Regions from separate parts of the Mus musculus genome. Here region 1 is linked to region 2. The links are chromatin loops, found by intact Hi-C in ENCODE. Cell type or tissue: heart. All regions are shown on one strand.

Region 1 (5,000 bases), 320 kb before region 2:
AAGAATGTTTTGTTCAGGGTTACCCTCTTGGGATATACCTTTTGTTTTCAGAAAGAGTTTCAGGAAATGACAGCAATCCCACCAGCCAGTAGCCATCCGGCTATACATTCCTGCATCCGAATATCGAGTGCTGCGTCCTAATATTGAGGAATATTGTAAATCTTGTGATGACATTTGTGGTCAGCTTTATTTAGGCCTAAGGCCCAGTTTTCTGTGAAGCACTCTGAATACAGTTAGGTGCTTATCTTCTACTCTTTCTGACAAGGTTCTCTGAATTACAGGTTAGCTGTCTAACTAGTCTTAGGCACCAACTGGCTAGTCAGCCTTCTCAAGGAAGAAACATACTTATGGGAGTGAGAGTCATTGCAGCCTGCAGGCTTTGCTGGCATGCCTCAGGGAGAGAAGGGAGCACGGGTCTTACACACTTAATAATTGATCAGAATTGGCAACTATTCAGGAGTCTGAGATAAATACTTTATTATCAAATATATACATACATATAAATGTATATACTCATATACAAATATACAAACACACACTCATACACACACACATCATACTGGCTGTTGGGCTAGGGAGAAATAAACAGCTTAGAGGACTCTGGGTTAGATCTGTCAGCCATTGGCTAAATGCATGCTTTTAATTGAAGCAAGACTGTTCCATTAACTAAGTGAATTATAATTAAAATGTTGATATAAAATTAAAATCCTATATCCTGTGCTGGGATTGGCTGCAGAGATAAATGTTAAGCAAAATTCATGGTTCCTGTCCCACAGAGCTTGCCATCAAAAGTGACTTTTAAATAATTATAAATATATGGAATTGTGGATTGAGTAGTTCCCTATGCAACAGGTCCCCTTAAAAAGAAGACATATTTGGGAGGTACATGGTTTCTAAAGGATAAATGAATTAATTCAGAAATGGATTGGGAAGGAAGAATTAGGTAGGCACAAGGACATTTTGGTGGTTTGAATATGCTTGGCGCAGTGAGTGGTACTCTTAGGAGGTGTGGCCTTGTTGGAGTAGGTATGGTCTTGTTGGAGGAAGTGTGTCACTGTGGATGTGGGCTCCTCCTCCTAGCTGCCAGGCAGCCAGTCTTCCAATGGCTTTTGGAACAAGATTTAGAACTCTTAGCTCCTCTTTATATGCCTTGAAGATACTGGACTGAACTTCTGAGCCTGTAAACCAGCCCCAATTAAATGTTGCCCTTTAAAAGACTTGCCTTGGTCATGGTGTCTGCTCACAGCAGAAAAACCCTAAGCAGGCATCATGCCTGAAGGCATGAGCTTGGAAGGAGTGTAGTGCTTGGGAGGAACTAGAAGGATGCCCTTTTAACTACAGCACAGATGGGCGTGGCCTGAGAAGACAATGAAGAGGTGGGCCAACACTAAATCCTTCAGACATCATAAGACATTTTCAGAATTGTAGAGTGAGTGTCTCTCTGGGAACTCATGGTTACATGGGTTGTGCTTCACTCCTCCTGCCCAGGTTGTCTAACTCATTCGAGAGCTGCTGGTGAATCCTTAGTAGATTTTCTCAGAATGGTATGCGTTGAGTGCAGTGGGCAGAGGGTAGTGAGTGGCCAGATCTTTTGTGGGAAATGCTCTGGGAAAGGAGGAATAGAGAGACCAGAAGGAAACCTTTGTTATTTCAGCAAAGAGATAATAGCAGCTTTGCTCAAGATGGTAGAGAAGGGTGTGGAGAGGAGGGGACAGATAAACAAGTCATTTGAGGTAAGAAGTTGAAATCCTGGTAACATATTGGCAAGGGAGAGATGAACAGTTTAGGGGACGCTGGGATAGCTTCTCTCAGCCACTGGCTAGCTGGAAGCTTTTCACTGAAGCAGGACTGTTCCATCAACTAATTAAATTATAGTTAAAATGCTGATGTAAAAAAATCAAACCTTGAGCTAAAATACAGTGTTTCTTTCACAAATTATCACATCCTGTGGTCTGAAGTTGTTCTGGGGCCAAGAAAAATATTTGAATGCTTAGTTGGTTTTGTTGTTTTGAATTCCTGAACACCTCCCCAGAGAGGCCCACTGCAGGATGGCCCTGCAGCCCGACTCTGCAAACACTTCAGGAATCCAGCAAAAAGGGCATGCCAATTTTTAAAGCTGCCTTTCAATGGGCTGTTCACAAGCTCAGAGGCATAGATCCAGAGGAGAAGCCATTTTAACATCAGTACACAATTACCGTTGGTATTTCTCTATTGAAGTTCATTTTAAGCATCCGTATTTTTACTTACTGTATTGTGTTGATTTTGGCACTGATGGTGGAGGTATGACAGTGGTGACACTTTAGTCATATAAGAGTGGTGGCATTGCTCAGGGTAACGTCGGAAGTGTTGCTTGTGGTGGTGGTGATGTTACCAGGTGGTGTTGGTGGATGTATTGCTTGTGTGATGTTGGAGGCATTGCTTGTGTGATATTAGGGGTATTGCTCATAGATGTTGGAGGTATTGCTTGTGTAACATTAGAGGTATTGCTTGTGGTGATGTTGAGGTGTTGTCCATGATGATGTTGGAGGTGATGTCAGAGGTATTCTTGTGGTAATGGTACTGGTGCTGCTGCTGGTGCTGCTGGTGGAGGTATGGCTTGTGATGCTGTTAGTGGTGATGGTGGTAATACTGCTGATGGAGGTGAAGATGCTAATGGTGGTGTTGGTGGCAGATGCTGGCAGTGGTGGTGGTGATTGTGCCAGCCATTGTTGCAACCAGAATGATGGTATCTGTGATGAACAAGGCATCAGTATTGAGGGCCACTGTTGGGCTCTGGAGAGTACACGCTGCATGCCTTCTTGCTTACCTAGGCCTTGGCTAGGAACCAAAGTTGTGATGGATTGGCAGTGTTCTGAATTGCTCATCTCTGCCTTCCAGAGATGTGGGTTTGATGGAGACATGTAGCTGTTTGCCTGCTGCTGTGGGTGGAGGGAAGGCAGTAGAACTGAAGGGAGAATTTCAGTCTGGTGCGAATATTATGTATAAGACAATTTCTTGGCAGGATTGACCATGGTTGAAGCAATGTCTTAAGGGTGTGGGGGAGAAGGAATTGAACTCAGCTGCATACTTGTCTCCTCAGTCACGACTGAGCTTTTCCAGTAAGACTTCTGTTTATTTTTGCCTCCTTATATGACCTTTAACACTCTTTATTTTACATGAGTATACTGTTGCTCTCTTCAGACACACCAGAAGAGGGCATGGGATTTCATTACAGATGGTTGTGAGCCACCATGTGGTTGCAGGGAATTGAACTCAGGTCCCCTGGAAGAGCACTCAGTGCTCTTAACTGCTGAGCCATCTCTCCAGCCCTGAGCTTTAACATTCTTATGTCAGGCTGTCATGCTCCTTGTCTCTGGGTGATTGGCACTTTCTGACTGTGAGGGTTTGAACAGTTTTCCTTCTAGTCTGGTCTCATGTGCCTTGCTTTCTGTTTCTCCACAATCCTGCCATCCGGTGGGTCATCAGTTATTGTTGACTTACTGTTTTTTTATGTCTTTGTTCCTTTCATGAAAATACAGAGCCTAGGGCTGGAGAGATGGTTTGGCAATAGACAGCACTGGCTGCTCTCCGGAGGACTTAGTTTGATTCCCAGCACCCACATGATGGCCACAAGCATTTGTAACTCCATTCCCCGAGGATCTGATGCCCTCTTCTAGCTTCTGTGGGGACCAGGCACACATTTGGTATACAGACACATATACAGGCAGAACATCCATACATGTAAAATTAGAGATAAATCCTAAAATGAATCTATGACAGTGGACTTTTTATGCACTGTCTTGTCCCAATACCTGATCTAGATTAAGGTACATAATTGATACTTACTAAATATGTGTTGAATAAACAATGAATTATTTAGCTGCCCTTCCTTCTATTGGGTCAATGGGTATAATAATGTTAATCTCATGTGGTACTCTTGAGGATTAATTGAAGTAATTTGATTAAACCACCTGGCATGACCAGCTGGATGCTGGAGGGCTGGTGAAGTCTTGGATTCCATTATTTTCTTCCTTAAAACTGCTTTCTCTCTGGTAACTACAAAACAGGTTCTGGTTAGCTTCTTGTCTTCGTATGCTGCTTCTTCATTTTCTTCATGACTATCTTTCCTCTTCCTCTCCTTTCCTCTTCCTTCCTTCCCCTCCCCTCCCCTCCTCTCCCCCTCCCCTCCTCTCCCCCTCCTCTCCCCTCCCTTCTCCTAGCCTAACCTATTCCCTCCCTCCCCTTCCCTTCCCTTTTCTTTTTTCCCTTTCTCCTTCCCTTTCTTCCTTCATCAGGTCCGGGATCCAAACCCAGGGCCTTTCACTGCCGAGCAAGGACTCTGCCAATGACCAACTCCCATGGCTTGTCTGTCTTTTGTCTTCTGGGCCAGTTCTAAAGAAGATAGTAATAGCTGCCTCATGGGACATGAAGGGCTGTTCATAAATGATGCTTACTGTTACTGACAGCTGTATAAAAACAATACAGGGGGTCTAGTGTCACATAAAACAGCACACTGGAATCATTACATAATTCTGATGACTAATGGCATATTTTAATAATAACCAAGTTTTGGTGAGCTGCCAGAGAAGCCAACATCCATGACAGATGGCTCACAGCTGCCTGTGGCTTCAGCTGCAGAGGTTGCAACATTGCCTTCTGGCCTCAATGCACCCTGGGCTCACATGCATATTCTCATATACAGACACATGGGCCCATAATTTAAAATAAATCTTTAAAAACACCACACTCCTAGTTTCTTTGGTTTACAACAACCGTGAAAGCATAGTTTGAGGACCACCATAGATAACAAAGAACTTAGGACCAATTCAATGATTTGGAAAGAAGGGATGGCTTAATCTCTGTCCCCAGGAGTCCTTTTGCTACCTTGCCATGTTGGTGGCTCAGGAGACCAAGAGAGGTGGTGCAGCTGAACCTCAAAGTCTTCCTCATTCTCTGCTCATTGTGGCTGTGCATACTTGACCTGGTGACTGGGAGCCCGAGCCTTCTGATGACTGCAGGAG
Region 2 (5,000 bases):
CCTATCTCTGGGAACGTGGTTCACTGTTCCTTCCCTTGTAGAGTTTCTGGAGCAAGCCTCACTCAACCAAAACAGGCTGCCTTTCACAGTCCCACACTGCTGTGATAAAATGCGGACCAAAACCAACTTGAGAAGGAAAAGTTGATTTCACTTTATGCTTCCAGGTCATAGTCTGTCACTGAGGGAAGTTGGGACAGGAACTCTAGGCAGAAACTAGAAGGGGCGACTGCCTGGGATTCTGTGCACCATTACCCAAAATGGAAACTTCTGGTTTCTTCGGAAAGTTAGTCATGTCAAATGATGTTTTGCTAAAGCAGACACGTGAAAGGATATGTGATGTTTAGAAGGAATATAAATATGAGCCCACAGACAGTGGGACCTGGAGCATTGGTTCACTTTGCTTCTTCTTGTTATTCTTTGCTGACGACATGCATGTATTGGTTTACCTTACATTGTGTTGCTGAGCTTAGCTTGTGCTAACACCAGAGAGAAATTCACCAAAGAACTTCTCGGGAGGTTCTTGCAGCTTCTTGCCACTTCTGCTGACTTGGGCCAGTTGGTGGGCCTCACAGTTTCTTCTGGATGGACCTGCGGTTGCTGATTTGTGTGTGGTATCTGCAGAGTGCACCGGAGTGCAGCTGCTGGTTCAGGTGTGGTGTTTGCTAGTGGGCTGGACTGAGAACAGCAAAGACTGGAATCGCACCAAAGTACTATTTCTAAAGAGATCCACTTCCCCCATATCCTAATAACCTTTTTTTCCCCCACTACCTCTGGTGGGCTAGAGGGGAGGTTGAACCTTTATTAAAGTAAGTTGAGAAAAATAACACCTACAGTTACTTCTGGCCAGAGAATATATGCACAGCTGAGGGAATGCTGCAGGAACTGTAGAGGATGCTCATTGCTAGCTGGCTCCCTCTGTACCTTACATTCAGACCATTTCCCTGGGTAATGACGTCACCACCATCCATACTCAACTGGAACCTCCTTCATCCATGGCGACAAACAAGACAACTCTTCACAGAAATGCCCACAGATCCACCTTATAAAGACAATGACTCAATCAAGACCCTTATTTTTTCCTTTTCAGGCTGTGCTGAGTTGGCAGGCCATGGTGACTAGAGCAGACATAGGAATCAGAATCCTTCTTCCCCAAATGATAGAACTAGACTGCTCCTTCCAGAGAATAAGCCACAAAGCCTCAACTGCTCCTTCCTTTCTTCTTCCTCAGGCAAGAACGAGGGGATACTGTATGCGCAGGACTTGGTAGGCTCGCCCTTTGTCTCCACCACTACGTCTAGTCCTCTGTCCCATCATTTCTAGAGTTCTTCTTCTTCATGGAAGCTAAGCAAAGAAATAATTTTCACAGGGTACTTAGGTTTTCATGTCTAAAACACACAAAAGCTTTAAGATAATTTATTTTGTTTTTGTCTTATTAATTTCTTTCCTTGCAGGAGTTGGTTGTGGTTTTCTTGGTACATAAGAGAAGGTATCTCCTTTTAGGTCCACTAAGACTCATAGCTTTCCTAGTCGAAACTGGCCTGGGCCTAGACTGACTCTCTCTCTCTCTCTCTCTCTCTCTCTCTCTCTTCCTCCCTCCCCTCCCCTTTCTTTCTTCCTTCCTTTCTTTCTTTCTTTCTTTCTTTCTTTCTTTCTTTCTTTCTTTCTTTCTTTCTTTCTCCATCGTATTCTAGGTACTGGGCTCAATCCTCAGGCTACTGAGATGAAAAAAATATGTATCTGAAGACAGTGCCAGGACTCTGGGAAGTCATCCTGAAGTACAAGAAGAAGGTCTGAAGGAGTAGCTCTCGTGTGGCAAAAAAGCTCCTAAAATTCCCATGTAGCCTGGCTGCTGGCTGCCAGGGTGGCAGGTTAAGTTAACTGAATGCATGAAGATGAATGAGGACTTTCTTAGCAAATCTGAAATTAACTGGGAGAGAAAATGAGTACAACTGATCCAATAGTAAAAATGAGAGATGGGATTGGCTCAGCAGTTAAGAGCACTGGCTGCTCTTCCAGAGGTCCTGAGTTCAATTTCCAGCAACCACATGGTGGCTCACAAACATCTGTAATGGGGTCTGATGCTCTCTTATGGCATGCAGGTATACATGCAAATAGAACACTCATATACATTAAATAAATAAGTAAATAAATGAATATGAGAGAGAGAGAGAGAGAGAGAGAGAGAGAGAGAGAGAGATCAACAAATAGCTGTTGAATCCATCAATGGATGGCTGAGTGAGCAAAGAAACGCAAGGTCTGCCTCAGTGGATACTTTTTCTCTCAAAGCATTTTTAGAGGTAATGGATTGCTTCTGGGTGGAATCCCCACCCAGGTTAACAGAAACAAACAATCTTAGCTTTGAAGTTCAAGGACCCATTGTTTAAAGGTAACATTTTTTTTTAATTGTTTTTCTATAGCTACCTTGAAACGCTCATTAACCACTGGGGACTACAGTGTCACCACGTAGTATCCGTTTCAGACTCTAATGCGTGTCTGCCATCTACTGGCTGTATAGATAGAGCTGCAAAATCTTCATCTCCTTTTATCTGTATGTCCATTTTCTCTGGAATTTTCTAAGTTGTTGAAGCCAGGAGGGGCTTAGATTCCAACAGGCCCAACCGTTTCATTTTCCAGCCATTTCCCGTGGAGTGCAAATGATTGTAAAAGTTTGTGTTATTAACTGGTGTAGCGGGCTCTGTTTTGGGTCTCAGTAACTCTGGACGCCAACAGATGCACATCTGGAGAATTGTGTTGATGTCAATAGTTCCTAGGGGAACGGTGAGACTGAGCCTTGTTCCCAGTTACATGCCAGGAATCTCTTACTCCTCCATAAAGCTCCTTGTATCTCAGAAAGCAAATCTGTTATTTTGTCCAAGGATTTCCTGGATCAGAAAACAGCTGTAAAAAGATCCCAAGAGGAGACGAGACTTGGAATTCGCACCAAAAATTTCGGCAAAGTTGTGTGTGCTGTGTGCCATGTGCCATGAGCGCTCAAAGCATCAGCTCAAAACATAACAGCCGCTCCTATTCCAAAATGCTATGCTCGCACATGGAAAAACTGACAAACTGAATTTGAAAGAGGCAGGAGCCAGAACACTCACCGGAATAGCCAGGCCTAGGGAAAGCATTCCAGGAAGATCTCAGAAGCAAGCCTGGCAGAATTGACTCTGGGAACGTCAAGTTTTGCAACAGGCACATGTTTTAATTTTTTAAGCTACCTCTTGAGACTGGCCTTAGCCATAGTCATCCTTTTATTATGTGGGTTGCCTGGAAAATGCCATTTAACGTTCCTGAGAACACTGCAGAGTCAAATCAAACCAAACATCTCAATACCAGCTGACAAGAATCTTGGCCTGTGACTCTCAAAAGCAAAAATGCTTCAAAAATAAAGAAAGGGAGATGGAGCTGCCCATGGAACCTTCCAGAAACAATTCTCTGAACCAAGGGCTCTGAACCTATTGAAGAACTAATAAGGACAAACAAGACAGTCATTTGGATCTGGGACTTGGGAAAGAAGCAAGGCTTATCGCTGAGGCAATTGTTGTCCTGAGAGACCTGGTGCAGATAAATGCTATAGGGTCCTAAAAGGTTATAACAAGGGAAAGTTCTTCTCTGTGTGTGTTGGGTGGGTGGGTGAGATCAGATTCAAGAGATTTGAATATTCATGTGTGCTCTGCATCCCCACCCTCCATCCCCAGAGAGGTCACTGTTGAGCCTGAATCCCTGTGGGCTCTTTATCTTAGCCCAATGCCTGTGGTCATGAACAATGCTGTTTCTAGATATCAGAACTCTAGAAGACTGATTACTAGAGAGACTGAGACAGAGACAAAGACAGAGAGACAGGGACCTTTTACTCTGAATTTCAGTGTCTGCTTTAAATGAGAGCTCAGAGATCTGGATGAATCATTCATGACCAGAGGGAAATTTTTAAGATCTGGCTATCACAGGGGCTGGGAAAATGGCTCAGTGACTAGGAGCACTGGCTACTCTTCCAGAGGACCCGGGTTCAATTTCCAGCAACCAAATAGCAGCTCACAAATGTCTATAACTCCTGTCCCATGGATGAATGCAGGCAAAAACACCAATGCACATAAAAATAAATCTTTTAAAAAAAAAAGATTTGGCCATCATTACTATTCCTCTTTTCCTACTAGGGAAGAACTCAAGAGTTCTTGGAAATTCAGAACTATAAATGAACTTGGATGCCTTGGATAGACTGGAGACAGAGCTAAATGCAAGAGCCCATTCTGTCGCAAGAGGGACATAAAGCATTCAACCTTTCTACCCCTGCCCTCCTGTCTACATCAAGTCGGTTGGGAGGATCTGGTACCTGGTACCCCCCACAAGCCTTCTCATATTTCCACGTCTGCCAGCATACTGCAAGATATATTGACCCCAGGTCCATTTTTATCATTCCCTGGCTCACAGTGTTATCTTACTATCCATCCATCAGCATAAAACAGATCAAACTAAACACATAGAGTTTACTTAAGATGCCAAACTCCAAGAAGTTATTGACTCGTGTCCTCCATTCCAAGTCCTACAGGTGAAATGTATGTGGTGGTGGAATTGCCATGCTGGGGACAATGTAAATACTACACCTTTATAGATCCTTGAGTGCACCCCATGCCAGGGGGGAGTTAACCATCTTAGGGGAGGACTTGGAGATCCAAGGAACTAAGGATTCCCACCCAAGAGAAAGCATGGGGTGTTAGATGCTGTGAAAGGAAAGAGAACTGGAGGTGGAGAGGAAATAAGAGGAGAGGCAGCCTTGTAAGAAAGACAAAGAGAAGCTGTTCTCTGCTTGTCAAAAAAAAAAAGTGTGTATGTGTGTGTGTGTGTGTGTGTGTGTGTGTGTGTGTGTGTATGTGTGTGTGTGTGATATTGATTCAGAGACCATACATCAGTGCTCAGTCCTGATTTTTAAAAAAAAGAAAAAAGAAAAGCAACACAGGATTAAGGTAAATAGAAAAAAAAAAACACCCAAGAGACCGACATTC

What was found. Peaks named below come from ENCODE experiments on the same cell type or tissue, not always from the same donor. Only the 100,000 strongest peaks of a DNase experiment are listed, where the experiment ranks them.
Region 1: it touches region 2 in a loop (2.1-fold over the local background); 1 of 42 quality-filtered maps calls a loop at or near these places.

Annotation. Positions count from the first base shown.
Region 1 is chr10:70,492,629-70,497,628 of GRCm38, forward strand. All of the region lies in intron 4 of Fam13c (family with sequence similarity 13, member C), which reads left to right. Among named protein-coding and RNA genes, the nearest start is that of Fam13c, 54 kb to the left of the region's middle. In heart, no CTCF peak of the experiment used is centred here; DNase peaks (open chromatin) are centred at 2,053 and 4,553; H3K27ac peaks cover 434 bases.
Region 2 is chr10:70,812,031-70,817,030 of GRCm38, forward strand. No RefSeq gene overlaps it. Among named protein-coding and RNA genes, the nearest start is that of Gm40689, 16 kb to the right of the region's middle. In heart, a CTCF peak has its summit at 2,509 (motif pointing left); DNase peaks (open chromatin) are centred at 2,771 and 2,911.